Linked DNA regions of Homo sapiens: region 2 is linked to region 1. Evidence: chromatin loops called from intact Hi-C (ENCODE). Cell type or tissue: heart right ventricle. All regions are shown on one strand.

Evidence for each region. Peaks named below come from ENCODE experiments on the same cell type or tissue, not always from the same donor. Only the 100,000 strongest peaks of a DNase experiment are listed, where the experiment ranks them.
Region 2: it touches region 1 in a loop (2.6-fold over the local background); 6 of 110 quality-filtered maps call a loop at or near these places.

Annotation. Positions count from the first base shown.
Region 1 is chr4:10,170,640-10,178,639 of GRCh38, reverse strand. No RefSeq gene overlaps it. Among named protein-coding and RNA genes, the nearest start is that of WDR1, 58 kb to the right of the region's middle. In heart right ventricle, a CTCF peak has its summit at 5,167; DNase peaks (open chromatin) are centred at 3,979 and 5,113; H3K27ac peaks cover 2,685 bases.
Region 2 is chr4:10,378,223-10,386,222 of GRCh38, reverse strand. No RefSeq gene overlaps it. Among named protein-coding and RNA genes, the nearest start is that of ZNF518B, 75 kb to the left of the region's middle. In heart right ventricle, no CTCF peak of the experiment used is centred here; no DNase peak of the experiment used is centred here.

The DNA of each region.
Region 1 (8,000 bases):
CTTGTGGTTTTCATCTTTTGGAGTTCCATGTCACATGACAGTGAACTACCATATATTTGATTTAGCATAGCCATCATGCAACATTATGGTATCTTTGCTAGTAACCACCACTTCTGACATTGAGTGGAGGCTTACCGCCATTCTGGAAAATCCATTCTTTCAAATCCTCCTCATTGAGGTTCCAAGTTCAGTTTGGCTTATTCATGGTAAGGCCAGGAATACACATTGTCTTGTCCTCAGGCGGTATTAACTCTACTGGTCTGTCCTAATGTCATAGGCTGAAGTCTTGGTTTTGCTGGCATCTCACAGGAGATCTCGCTGGGCCACTTTATTATTGGCATAAGTCAGACCCATCAGGAAGCAGCCAGTGCTCTGGAGCATACCCAAGTGCCAGAGGGAGGGGAAAGCCTACCAAGACTCAGGGGTCTATCCACAATGCTTAAGTATCTAGGGCATGCAGGGACATCACTTCCAACTTTCAAATTCAAGGACAGTTCCTTGGATTATCTCCTACCATAAACAGTGTACTTTCAAAATAGGAGTTTGTGAATTTGATACAGCGTATCACACTTAACTACTGTAAGCCATTTTTAGTGGGCTCCAACAGGTATAAGTTTTGAAGAGGCCTCATCAGATGAGGGCCCTGCAGCTAATCTTGGCCTTCTAAAATGTTGCCTTGCCTCTCATATTAGATCCATGGTAGGAGGTGGTCATGGGAGGCATCTGGGGGATACTTTAGTAAAAATACTACAGACCATTAAGATTCTAGCCTAAGTCTGCCAGTAGAAGGCTGATTACCCTTCAGGTCAGCTTCAACCATGTTACTGAGCCTTGGAGACTGAGCTCTTGGCCATGAGACAGCTAGTAACTTTTAGAACTTCCTAGCCTGATCTGGGTGTTGTGAGACCCATAGAGGCAGAAGCTCCATGGGCACAACAAGGTTGTGAGGGAAATAAACATAGAACTACATTTAAATCACAAAACTAGGTGGCTCAGACTCCCATCATCCTCAAGCTCTGTAGTACCTGCATCTGTCAGCTCATACCTGTAGCCTCAAGGGGAGATCTCTATGACCAACTGGCAAAGGGTAAAGTTCTGGTTTATGGATGATTGACTCAATATGTGATAGCCGAGTATAAACTGTTGTGACACTAAAGCTTCTCTGAGGGCACCCTAAGTCGTCATTGGGGAAAAAATCCTCTCATTTGGCAGAAGTTCAATCAATAAACTTGATCATCTCTTACGGGATAAGGGATTTGAGGATAATTGGTCCCATATATTGGAAAATGGACTGACTGGTCAGACCCCGGAAGATGATTACATAGAAGAGATCTGGAACACTCATATGTGGAGGGGCCTATGGGAATGGTCCAATTCAGACTCTTGAGCAGTAAGAAGCCCATGCCAAGACACGCACAGTGAAGACATAAGGGTATGGACCTGCCAATTGCATCCCAAGACTCGGTGGTGAAGAGGATTCTTCAACGTGGAAAGGAGAACAATTAAATCCCAGGCCCTAGGGGCTACCTTGAAGGGATTTTTTCTGGGAGAGTTCACCTCTGTGAAGGCATTGCTCAGCTTCAGATTGTCTGTTCTCCAACCTTTCAAAGATCATGGAGAAAACACACAGGCATCTAGTACTCCACACATGAAGGTGCCATGAGAGAACTACCCCCAAGACAGCTGATGGTTTCTTGAAACCTAGTTAGGTATTCAAGTGGTCAATTCTGCTTTCCAGGGAGAAGTGTCTAGATGTTGATCACAGCCCTTCAGGGGTTGAAGGGAATTGCTATGGGCACCTAGCAGAAAAGGTAAATTGTGCTGCTTAAAGTCCTACAGTGCACAGGACAGCCCCCAATGAAAAATTACACAGGAGCATCCAATTAAAAGTTTCTGATCTAGTTGATAGGTGGATATCAGATATACATGTAATTTGAGGACTTTGGAGGATTCTGGGAGCATAGGTAGTGTGTTAAGTATTTCAGATTCAGGTTGAAGCATGCAGATGCCTCACTATGACTGTTGAAGCTTGTTTTCTGGAGCTGAGAACTGGTCCACCTTCTACCTGTTCCCTAACACCTGGCCCTTTTGCTACGCATTTACCTTAGTGTCTATATACAGACCTTTATAAGCAACAATGAGTTTGGGTGTTAACATCTCCTACTATGGACACTGGTACAGTGATCACATAGGGACATCTTGCAAGCTGTGATTGGAGGACCAACCTTCCCATCACTTTCCACTGGGGCCAGACCTCAAGTGTTGGGTCCTGGATGACTCAGATCCAGGATCTAAAGTAGTATGACTTGGGTGAGGAATGCTTCCCACATCCAGTGGAAATTCAGGTGCCCCCTCTGAGAATGCACCTCATTTTAGTCAGGGGAGCAGCCTTCCTCTATCTTAAGTCTCCCCTGCACACAAGGCAGTATGAACAACACAACCACTGCAGAAAGTTCCAAGGCCTTTTCTGGCAGTGTCAGTGCGCAGTGAAAGAACTAGACTTGAGCCACACATTTCATGAAACAGGGTAAACTACCAAAGGTCTACTAGGTGCAGAGACTGGGGTCCATCCATCTCCCTCATGTTCACCAAGGCTGTCAGTTCAGTGCGTATCCCAGCAGAAAACGATCCTACGTGCATCACTCAGACACAGTGGTATACGGAAACGTGTGTTTCAGTCTGGTTTTGGATGAGATGGATCTCTGGCTACATTATAGCCCAAGCTCTAAGGGCCAAGAATTCAGACTTAAAGGTTCCATTCTGATGGCTATGTCATTGTATCTTCCGATACCCTCTAACCAGATTCTTCATACCAATGATTCCTGAGGCCTTATGACAGCCGAGAAGTTTATGAATGATTTCAAAACATTGAGTGAAAGAACAAACTGGAAGTTTTACTTATAACAGATAGCCAAGTGGGCAATCCAAGGTCACAGTTGTCTGAAAAGCCGAGTAAGACATTGACATGGATCAAAGTTGTCTAGGATCCTCAGAGCAGAGGAAGGTACAAAGGGTAGCTCAGGCACTATTGTACCTCCTGCCCCAATGCTTGCTTGCCCCAGAAGACACCCCAGAGCCCAGAGGTTCCCATCACATGCTTCTCAGCAAAAGATGACTCTTGGGACCCAGCCACCTGGTGATGGCGCATCACCTTCAAGTGTGCTTCTAGCATTGTATGATTAGCTCTGCAGCTCAACATGGCTGGGATCCATGAGCTCAGCCACTGAGCTGAGGTCAGGCCTAAGTCTTAGTCCCTGAAGGGCCTTAAGTGTGGAGAGGTTATGATACCAGTTCTTTATTTTTAATACAGGAAAAGCTGTACAAATTCTTCCATTAAGGGACATGACATAAAGGCATAAGGGAACCAAAGAAGCCAATAACATACTAATTCCCTCCAAGTATTTCACAAGCACAGACGCACCTCTGGGTCTATAGTAACTGACACTAACCAGCTGTGGCTATGACACCTGTCAGCCATAAGGTCTCACACCACATTACCCATCTCAGACGAGATTCACAGAGAACTTTGTGTTTCCAGTCTAGGTCTTATTGTATAGATTGTTCTTTGGGGTTAAGTAGCTACCTGGACACCACTAAGCGAGAGGCCTAGGACTTCTCCCACAAAAAGCACATAACTTTACTACACTTCAGTTTAAGTCATAGGCAAAGACGGGTAACAGGTATGAAGTTGAAGGACTTAGATAACAAGGGAAGAGTCATGATTCCCTAACAAACCATTTTATGACCAAGAAAAAAATCCCTCTCCTGGACTATGCATAACATTCAGTTCATTGTGACAGCTTTCTATGAAGTTGAGATCTAAATTGGTCATAAGACACTTTCATGGTACATGGTAGAGCCTGATCCATTACTGAGACCATATATCAGCTGAGGGCCCTCTCGAGTCTGGAAAAAGCCTGCCAAAAATCTACTCCCAGAATAGAGCTCTCAAGTCCATCTGGCAACAGCCCAGATCTGCCAGCACCTTGGCAGGACTTCTCACCCAGCCATACTAATCTCACACTGGCCCCTGTGCTGTCTGGTGCTGGTAGCAAGCCCTAACCCTGTCAAACAGGCCTTAAAGAAACACCACAAACAGGATTTCTGCAGCAACATGACACGATCATGATGGCTATCACACACACTGCTAGAGGTTTACTGGAGCAGGGGGCTAGGAAAACCTGGCCTGCCCAGAGAGGGAAAACTGGTCAAACCACTAACAATAGCAGGAGCTGCCTGTGCCTTAATATGCTTTTGCTGCAGATGATCAAGCCAGCACCTGTTTCTTTGCTCCTTGCTAAGAATGCTTTGTTTCCCCTAAGGAATGCTTTTAGCTTATCTATAAAAACTATGCTTATCACTGACTTTGTCAAATGTGTGGGCCAGTCTCTGTTCATGGCTCTTAGCTCTCAAGGCTGTCAGCCCCCCGATTTCCACTTTATACCCTAATTCCTGAGTCGAATTCCTCTAGCACCATTGGTTTAGGGTCTCCACAACCGAGCTGGTCTTGGCAAGCAGTGCCCAATGGGGGGGCTCGAATTCCAGTCGAAAGGTCACTGGAGCAACGGCTGGAGTACGTGGAACTACACTGGAGCACACCCGAGTACTCTTTAAGCAATCCCTGTGGGTAAGAAGGGGAGCTCAGAAGCATCAGGATAACAATGGGACAAGGGGTGAGCAGACATGAGGCTTGAGTCTGCTTTGGCATCTCAAAAGGAGGAGTGAAGGGTAGCACCAGATGACTTATGCAGCTTTTTAGTGTGGTAGAGAAATATTGCCCCTGGTTTCTGGACCAAGGAACTCTGAATGTAGAGGTCTGGGAAAAGGTAGGCAGTGCACTGAAAAAGGCATATAAGGATGGTGCTGAGGATATTCCTGTAAACTAGTCAGTGTGGGCTCTGGTTCATTCCACCTTGGAACCTTTCCACACAGATGAGAAAAAAAAGTCAGGAAGGAGAGTACAATGAAGTAACCGAAGATGACAGAGCAAGTTTGCTTGCCAGCTAAAGCGGCAGAGGGAGATGTTTATCCCTAACCCTCTACACCTCCCCACCCATTTTGAAGAAAGTGGCCTGACCCCCTCCGGATCTCTTCTGGAGGACACTGGGTGAAAAGTAGTTGCCCCTGTGACTGAGCAGCGCCTCAAGTGACCGCTCTCAGTTACATTCAGGCAGGAATCCAGCAAGCTAGATGAGAGGGTGATATGGATGCTTGGCAGTTGCCATGACAATACAACCACCTGATCAACGGGAATATTATGGTTACATGTGAGCCTCTTCCTTTTAAGTTAAAGAATTTAAACAAGCTATTAATCAGTATGGACCAGGTTTTCCTTTTGTAATAAGACTGTTAAATGTTCTCGTCTCCAGTCAGGTGATCCCTACTGACTGGGAGGCTCTTACTCGAGCTTGTCTGACTCATGTTCAATTCTTACAGCTTAAAACTTGGTGGGCAGAGGAAGCTTCCATTCAGGCTGCTCACACTGCCCAGGCCCAACCTCAAATTTATGTAACTGCAGGCCAACTTTTGGGGATTAGCGGCTGGGCTGGTTTAGATGTGCAAGTGGTCATGCAGGATGATGCCATAGAGCACCTTAGGAGTACGTATTAGAGCTGGGGAAAATCACTTCAGAATACCCATCTTTTAGTGCTGTGAGACAAGGACCAAAAGAACCATATGTAGATTTTATAGCCAGGTTACAGGAGTCTCTTAAAAAGGCGATTGCAGATTCTGCTGCTCAGGATATGGTGTTGCAGTTATTGCTTTTGACAATGCCAATCCTGAGTGCCAAGTTGCTCTGCCACTTATTAAAGGAAAAGCACATTTGGTCGAGTATATTAAAGCTTGTGATAGTATCAGAGGTAATCTGCATAAAGTTATCCTGCTAGCCCAAGGCAATGGCAGGACTGAAAGTGGGTAAAGGAAATATTCATTTCCTGGAGCTTGTTTTAACTGTGGGAAGCATGGTAATACTAAAAAAGAATGCAGGGGAAAAAAAAAAATCAGCAAGTCAGGCTCCCAGTTGGGGGGGCAAACAACTGCTGAGCCTGGAATATGTCCAAAATGCAAAAAAGGAAAACACTGGGCTAATCAGCGTCACTAAGTCTGATAAAGATGAGAACCCAATTTCGGGAAGTGCCATGAGGGTCCGTCCCAGGCTCCGTTCCAAACCGGGTCATTCCTGGCTCAGGCCACTCTCTCACCCCTGTACAATGCCTGTCCCCTGCCACAGCCAGTACCCGCCAGAGTTATGCTGCACTAAAGCTGCGAGCCTTCTGCCTGGGGAACCCCCGCAAAAGGTGTCAACAGGAGCGGACCCCTGCCTGCGGGGACAGCAGAATTACTTCTAGGTAGGTCTAGTTTAAGTTTAAAAGGAATACAAGTACAAACAGGAGTCAGATTACAATGGAGAAATTCAAGTTATTGTATCTACTTCTGTTCCCTGGAAAGCAGAGCCAGGAGAGCGTATAGCACGGCTTAGTAAATGACACTACAATAGTGCCACAGAAACTAACCATACGTTGGAATTGAAGACATTGACTTTCAAAAATTACTAGGAGACATTAATTGGATATGACCTGCTCTAGGCATTCCTACCTGTGCCATGAGTAGCCTGTTTTCTATCGTTAGAGGAGGATCCTAGTCTCGCTAGCCCTTGGCAATTACAGGAGGCTGAGACAGAGTTACAGCTAATTGAGAAGCAAATACATAAAGATCAAACGGAATAGATCAAAAAAAGACTTTAGATTTTTCCAACTCAGCATTCACCTACTGGTGTTATTGTCCAAGACCAAGACTTAGAATGGCTTTTTCTTCCACATACTAATTCGCAGTCCTTAACTCCTTATTTGGATCAAACTGCTACTGATAGGAAATGGGAGAACTTGAATTGTTAAATTGCATGGATATGACCTTGGAAAAATTGTCCCTCTTACAAAGGCACAAATACAACAGGCCTTTATAAATAGTCTTACTTGGTAAACCCATTTAGCTGATTTTGTAGGTGTTCCTGATCACTTTGAAAATTATTTCAATTTTTAAAATTGGATTCTCCCTAGAACAATTTAAACCAATTGAAGGTGCTAAATATATTTTTACAGATGGGTCTAGTAATGGTAAAGCTTCTCATTCTGGATTAAAAAATTTTCAGACACCCTATACTTCAGCTCAAAAAGCAGAGCTTGTAGCTGTAATTGAGGTGCTGAGTGCTTGAGATGCCTGTCAATGTAATTTCTAATTGTTCATATGTGGTTCACTCCACCCAATTGAAAATGCTAAGTTACACAATTTCATACAGATGAACAACTGATTACTTTATTCACCCAACTGCAAACGGCAGTTAGGAATAGAATGCACCCTTTTTACATTACTCAATTAGAGCTCATACACTTCCCTTCCAGGACCTTTGACCACAGGCAATCAAATGACTTATCGCCTAGTTGCTACTGCATTATCTAATACTATACACTTTCACAATTTAACCCTTAATGCCTCTGGTCTCAAATGCAGATACAGCATTACCTGGAAAGAAGCTAAAGCTATCATCCAGCAATGCGCAACTTGCCAAATGGTGCATTCCTCATCTTTTACAGGAGTTAATCCTCGAGGATTGGAACCTAATTCTCTTTGGCCAATGGCTGTCATATATGTTCCCAACTTTTGGGAGACTAGCTTACGTGCATGTATATGTAGACACATTTTCTCACTTTAAGCTACCTGTCAAAACAGGAGAATCTTCTGCCTGTATTAAGTGGCATCTTTTACAAGGCTTCACACAATCATAGGCATTCCAACTTCAGTTAAAACAGATAATGCCCCAGGCTATACTAGCCAAGCTCTAGCTACATTTTTCTCTATATGGAATATTAAACACATTACTGGCATCCCATAATTCATAAGGACAAGCCATTGTAGAATCAATCTCTCCCTAAAACAGCAATTACAAAAACAAAGTGTGGGGTTGCGGGTAACAGTGACTATGGAACTCCAAGTATACAATT
Region 2 (8,000 bases), 210 kb before region 1:
GAGAAACTGCCAAAGATATACATCTCTCACCAACAATGCCTGCTCTTTATAAGATAAGGGGTGACTCAAGAATATTATCTGCTAAACTTTCTAAAAAGAAACAGTGGAGTTTGAAGCAGATATAGGTCACATCATTAACAATGAGGACACATCAGTACTCAGGCATGAGAGAGGAGACACCCTTTCCTCTCTGATCTTTGAGGTAGACCAATGAAATCATTCCCTTAGTGCTCTCTAACCTGAGGTGACCCTGGAAACAGGGCCCTTGCACAAAGGTGTCAGTGTATGAGCCCTACTAAAAATAAGGCAGCTATTCCTCATCCACTTACAGAAGAGTTTGGTACTCAGTTCTATTCAGAGGTAAAGACATTCAGCCAAGTCCTGAAGGAATTTCAGGCCAGAGGATGGACTGTGTACCAGCCCCACAGTGTCAGCGGCCTGCCATGAGGTGTTCTGAGAGTGGACCCAGTTTCTGAAACTGGGCTGCTGGGAAGTTTGCCATCTCCAAATGGTGCTATTATCCTGGGTGGATGGAACCAATTGAAGGAAAGAATTTTCAGGATAGAACCTGAGGAAGCACCTGTCAGTATAGAGCTGCTCACTGGATGCTGGGGCTGGGCAATTCTCATTAGGGCTCCAATAGGAGGCTCCATCAAACTCTTAGCCCCAGGCCTCACCTGGCCCTTAAGAGATCCCAACTTGTGTGACCACTGGTAACTTAAGTGACAGGATATTTTAACATCACATTGGATTAAGTTTCTGTGAAGGGTACAGCTGATTCTTTCAACATGTCCTTAGTATGTTGGATCAGACAGAGCTCCCACTGTCTAGATATGTATTCACCAGCCCAACACGACAAGAAACAAATTGGACATACTGCAGGAAGGCTATCATCTGGTCAGACTCAGTGGTTATCTTATAGAAATATAACCAGTCATAATCACAATCTTATATGGCAATGCCTGAGAGCATCCCCTGCTGCATCACATGAGGGATTTGTGGGAGCCACTAAGAGCTGCTGCACACATGCTCCAGGGTGGGGCAGCCTTCAGTGGGATGGGCTCCCTGAGGTGCTCAACTATGAGTCAACCTAAGAGCAACCTGTGGTCATATCAGATTCTGCACACCTTGGAGCACTCAGGGAAGATGCAGCTATGACCTAGATTATTAAAATAACTGCTTTAATTACTTATGTTCCTACTGCCTGTTCAATTGAAGAAAAGGCACAGTAACCAAAAGAAATGTTTACATTTCAGTCACTCAAACAGCTCGTTCCAAGGGGCTCCTCAGAACAGGGTGGAAAGTAGGACGTCAGGCACTTGGGTTCAAGGTGACCTCCGTGCCCATTACTTGTGGTTCAAACACCTGTGTCCTCATTCTCAGAGAAACCACAACCAATGGGAAAGAAAAGGCTGTCACCTGAAAGTTCTGCCACTTTAAGATAGTTTATATATCTTGAAGACAATTTTCAAGCAATAATCCCATGGCAGCATATTGAATACCCAGAGATTTTCGAGCTCAAGTGCGTGATTCTTGGGGCAACATCTGAGAAACCAGGCTTAAAGTAAACATTGTGCATGTAACAGCTGCCTGTGGACATGTCTAGAGAGAAATCAGAGCTAAAGTCTATCCCAAAGTAACCAGAGGGAGAAAATCTCACATAGACCATGAAAAAAACTCAGATGGAGAAGATCTGCTTATGGCAAATAAGCAGCAAGGATATCAGGAAGATGAGTTTAAGAATTCTGTATGCTGAGACCTTGAGGATTTGGCAGAATGAGGTCACACAAAGCCCAGACACCTGTTGTCAAACAAAAGCAAAATAGGCTTGGAATTCCTCACGGTGTTCATCATTGGTGTTGAAAATAACCTGGAACCAAGGTAAAACACTGCAGTGAATGCAGCAGGACCCCAGTTTCAAACACGTTTCACTCTCGTCTGATTCAGACTTGAGTGTTTCAAGGGAGATGTCACCCACCAAGCCAGCCTTCATTAGGATTCACAGGGCTAAATGCAAAGATAAAGACCATCCAAAGATGATGAATGTCAGAATTTTCAGCTATGGAACAGTCCTATTGCAATAGGACTGATGCCGTTCCTTTCTCACTAAAGGGCAACCCAAGTATATTAATTTATTTTCACGCTGCTGATAAAGACATACCTGAGACTGGTTAATTTATGAAGAAGAGGTTTAATAGACTCACAGTTCCACATGGCTGGGGAGGCTTCATAATCATGGCAGAAGGCAAGGAGGAACAAAGGCATGTCTTACATGGCAACAGGCAAGGGAAGAATGAGAGCCAAATGAAGGTAGAAACACCTTATAAAGCCACCAGATCTCATAAGAACTCACTATCATGAAAACAGTAAGAGGGAAACCAACGCCATGATTCAATCATCTCCACCCGGTTCCACCCTTGATATGTGGGGATTATTACAGTTCAAGATGAGATTTGGTTGGTGACACAGCCAAACCATATCATTCCACCCCGGCCCCTCCCAAATCTCATGTTCTCACTTTTCAAAACACAATCATGCCCTTCCAACGGTCCTCTAAAGCCTTAACTCATTCCAGCATTAACCCTGAAGTCCAAGTCCAAAGTCTCATCTGAAATGAGGCAAGTCCTTCCCACCCATGAGCCTATAAAATCAAAAGCAAGTTACTTCCTAGATACAGGCATTGGGTAAATACACCCATTCCAGATGGATGGGAGAAATTGGCCCAAACCAATAGGCTACAGATCCTATACAAGTCCAAAATTCAGTGGGACAGTCAAATCTTAAAGCTCTGAAGTGATCTCCTTTGACTCCATGTCTCACATCCAGGTCATGCTGATGCAAGAGGTGGGCTCCCATGGTCTTGGACATCTCTGCCCCTATGGCTTTGCAAGGTATAGCCCCTCCACCCATCCAAATCTGGTTTCATGGGCTGGCATCAAGTGTCTGACTTTTTTTTAGGGGCATGGTGCAAGCTGTTGGTGGATCTACTATTCCGGGGGGCTGGAGTACAGTGGCCCTCTTTCTCACAGCTCTACTAGGCAGTGCCCCAGTGAGGACTATGTGGGGGCTCCTGCTGCACATTTCCCTTCTGCATTGCCCTAGCCGAGGTTCCCCATGAGGGCTCTACCCCTGCAACAAACTTATGCCTGGACAGGTATTTCCATACATCCTCTGAAATCTAGGCAGAGGTTCTCAAACCTCAATTATTGACTTGTGTGCACCTGCAGGCTCAACACAATGTGTAAGTTGCCAAGGCTTGGGGCTTATACCCTTTGAAGCCATGGCCCAAACAGTACCTTGGCCCCTTTTAGCTAAGACTGGAGCAGCTGGGACACAGGGCACCAAGTCCTTAGGCTGCACACAGCAAGAGTCCCCTGAGACTGGCCCATGAAACCGTTTTTTCCTTCTCGACCTCCAGGCCTGAGATGTGAGAGGCTGCAGTGAAGACCTCTGACATGCCCAGGAGACATTTACCCCACTGTCTTGCTGATTAACATTTGGCTCTTTACTTATACAAATTTAAGCATGAATTTCTCCTTAGAAAATGGGTTCTTTTCTATCGCATCAGGCTGCAAAGTTTCTTTGTACTTTTATGCTGTGTTTCCCTTATAAAACTGAATGCTTTTAATAGCACCCAAAGTCATCTGTTGAATGCTTTGCTGCTTAGAAATTTCTTCCACTGGATACCCTAAATCATCTCCCTCAAGTTCAAAGTTCCACAAATCTCTGTGATAGCGGCAAAATGCTACCAGTTTCTTTGCTAAAACATAGCAAGAGTCACCTTTACTTCAGTTCCCAACAAGTTCCTCATCTCCATCTGAAACCACCTCAGCCTAGATTTCATTGTCAGCATTTTTGTCAAAGCTATCTGAGTTTTCAGGAGGTTCTAAACTTTCCCATATTTTCCTGCCTTCTGAGCCCTCCAAACTGTTCCAACCTCTGCCTGTTACCCAGTTCCAAAGTCACTTCCACATTTTAGGGTATCTTTATAGCAGTACCCCACTCTGCTGGTACCAATTTACTGTATCAGTCTGTTTTCACACTGCTGATAAAGACACACCCGAGACTGTGTAATTTACAAATTAAAAGAGGTTTAATGGGCTCAGAGTTCCACATGGCTGGGGAGGCCTCACAATCATGGCAGAAGACAAAAACCCCATCTTACATGGTGGCAGGCAAGAGAAGAATGAGAGCCAAAGGGCGAAACCCCTTATAACACCATCAGATTTCATGAGAACTTTCATGAGAACAGTATGGGGGAAACCAACCCCATGATACAATCATCTCCACCTGGTTCTGCCCTTGACATGTGAGGATTATTGCAATTCAAGGTGAGATTTGGATGGGGACATAGAGCCAAACCATATCACCCAGGAACATTGGGATCCCTCCGGGAAGTATGGACAAGTGTGAGAGACTGGAAATCTCAGTGTTATCCTCTAGACCCCCTTTTTCTGAGCACAGCAGTGGAAGACAGCACCATGCCTGTTGTCTCATCCCATCAGGACCCTTTCCCATGACTTCAAGGTCATTGTCCTAAGGCTTTCCCAAAATTATCCCAAGGCAGCTCAGCCTCAGGCACTAAGGGCCATCTCAGCTGTGCAGAGAGCAGATTAACCTTGATCAATGGGTTGTCAGTTTGAGAGTGAATCCCAGAACACCGTTTCCTAGGAGGCACATCCTGAGATGATTCTGAAATATTTCCTGTCAGCATTCCCGGTAAGACTGAACCACAACAGCCTAGAGGCAAGCAGCCCAACGCTCTGCCCATCTCCACTGCTTTCACTGCTCCATCCTCTGGGGCTCCAGGATCACTTCTTAAAACAAATCTTCCAAGCACAGGTCTCAGATTATGAGTTTAGTGAATTCAAACTAAGACGTCAGCATTTTCTTCCATACTTCAATTAGGACAAAGAATAAGCATTCTCTCATTTGATTGATATGAAAGTATCAAGTTATCTAAGTCAGGAATATAAAATGAGGCATACATTTTAAAGTCTCTATTTGAAGATAAAATTATGAGCGTTGTTCAATTTAAATCTCAGTTATTTGTGCTAATGCCTGAGAGACAACTGAGCAAACCTTTTCCAACAAGTAGATATAGGATATACATGTTGACTATGAAGAAAATGATTCTCTAATTTTCAACCTCCCACCAGAAGCACAGATGGACAAGGGCTCCTTGCTTCCTCTACACGAGAAAAACTTCCTGTTTTTCTAGACCAAAAAATAAGCAATCTTTAAATTATTGTGAAAAACTGCATTCCATTGAAACACTTTCAGATTTGAAACAAAGCTCAAGGTAGCACAGACACAGCCTCATTCATGATGACTCAAGTTCTCAAGACACTGTCCAATTCAGCTTCCTTATTCTAAGAATCACTAGCTGAACAAGGACTGAAGTGGAAACAAACTCCCTAAGGAGATACCTGTGAACACAACCAAAAACAGCCAATATTCCACACCACAAGGAGTCAAGAGAGAAAGTCACTGTGGCCCAAGAGAGACACAGTGTCCAGTATCACAGAGCAACAGTGAACAAGGAGCTGCGAAGCAGAGACAGGCAGTGTCCACCTTCAAGCCTTTATGCCCCCTGTGCAGTGCCTACTGTGATGTTGTATCATCCCTGACGTACTGTGCTGGAAACACAGGAGTGGGGCTTTGAAATGCTAAGACACTGAAATGTGTTCCAAATAGAGGTAGGAACCCAGAATAGGTCTGCACATACCCATTCCTTCATCTAAGAAAAACCCTATAAGGTTGTAAAACCTACACAATAGAGCAGAAGAAGGGTCTTTGGGACAACAGATTTTATAAAATAATGGCAAAATCCATAGGAAGTGGAATACATCTAGCCACACATCAACAGAAATAAGCTGCATCCTTGGGACATGCTTAAATACCAAATATATATATATATGTGTGTGTGTGTGTATATATATACATACACATACATATACACACACATGCATATATATACATGTATGTGTATATATACACTTGTATGTATACATGTATGTGTGTACACGTATATATGTGTATGTGTATATGTATATATGTATATACATATATATGTATATGTATATGTATGTACCCATGTGTGTACATGTGTGTATATATGTGTATATGTGTGTGTATATGTGTGTATGTGTGTGTATATGTGTATATGTGTATATATGTGTATGTGTATATATGTGTATATGTGTATATATATTATATACGTATATATATGTGTACATGTGTGTATGTGTGTATATATGTGTGTGTGTATGTGTATATATGTGTATATGTGTGTATATATGTGCATATATGTGTATATATGTGTGTGTGTATGTGTGTATGTGTGTGTATGTGTATGTGTGTGCATGTGTGTGTGTATATGTGTGTATGTGTATGTGTATGTATATGTGTATGTATGTGTGTATATATGTATATGTGTGTATGTGTGTATATGTGTGTATATGTATGTATGTGTGTATATGTGTACGTATGTGTATGTATGTGTACGTATGTGCACGCATGTGTACATATGAGTGTATATATAAATATATGGGGGTGTGTGTGTATATATATATATATATATATATATATATGCAGAGCCTTGGGCTGCTTGCCTCTAGGCTGTTGTGGTTCAGTCTTACTGGGAATGCCGACAGGAAATATTTCAGAATCATCTCAGGATATACATATATACACATATATACACATATATACACATATATACACATACATATATACATATATACACATATATACACACACATACACATACACACACATACACATACACACACATATATATACACACATATACACATATATACATACATACATACATATACATATATATATATATATGGGGATTATTACAATTCAAGATGAGATTTGGGTGAGGACAGGGTCAAACCATATAATTCTTCCCCTCTGTATTATACTTCTCTGAAGCACAGGCTTTTAACGATATAGGAATTTCCTGTCACATCATTCCAGGTCCCCACTTGGATAATCAAGACCACACATTTTCCATTTGCAGTATTTCAAAATATCCAGCTGACATTTGCAGTTTGCATGACAGGTGTAAGTTTTAAAGAGTATGATCTTTGAGTACTATCCCTTCATGGAAAGAAGGCTGTGTCATTTTACAGGTAACATGCCTACCACTACTGCAAGATTTGATGTAAAGGAAAACTTTTCCGTAACTGTTTTTCTGACTAAAGCATCAGCAGTTATGAAGCATCAACTAGGAAAGCTTTACGATCTCCAGCCCTCAACATCCATAGATCTTGACATTAGTATTAACGAGCCTCTACCACAGCTAAAACATCTACAATCAAAACCTTGATCTTCCACTGTAGATGATCCTTGTGACATCTGTGAGCAGCTCTACTTTAACCTGGTGTGAGACTAGTCATCTGTCTCAACTAAGGAAAAGTTCCAAGAACAAGCAGACTACTAACCAGGAAATTAAAACATGCAATTTTCCATATAATATTTAGTGGAGGGTCCTTTTAAGATTGTAGTAAGGTCACCAAGGATACCTTCAATGCTAGTTAGCAGGTAGTGTAAAAACAGGTAAGGAAAGGTAGCTTTATCCATACAACAAGGAAAAATGACATTTATCATTAGTGCTAACTTGCCATTGGATAAATTTTTTTTTTCCCCCCTGAGACAGAGTCTCACTCTGTCACCCAGGCTGGAGTGCAGTGGCATGATCTTGGCTCACTGCAAGCTCCGCCTCCCAGGTTCACGCCATGCTCCTGCCTCAGCCTCCCGAGCAGCTGGGACTACAGGTGCCCGCCACCATGCCCAACTAATTTTTGTTTGTATTTTTAGTAGAGACGGGGTTTCACCATGTTAGCCAGGATGGTCTCAATCTCCTGACCTCGTTATCTGCCCACCTCGGCCTCCCAAAGCCACTGGATCAATGTTTAAGTTTCCAATGAAATGCCCTTCAGCTCCAATGGGGGTGTTATATTCCACTATACCCCTTTTTATTTTTA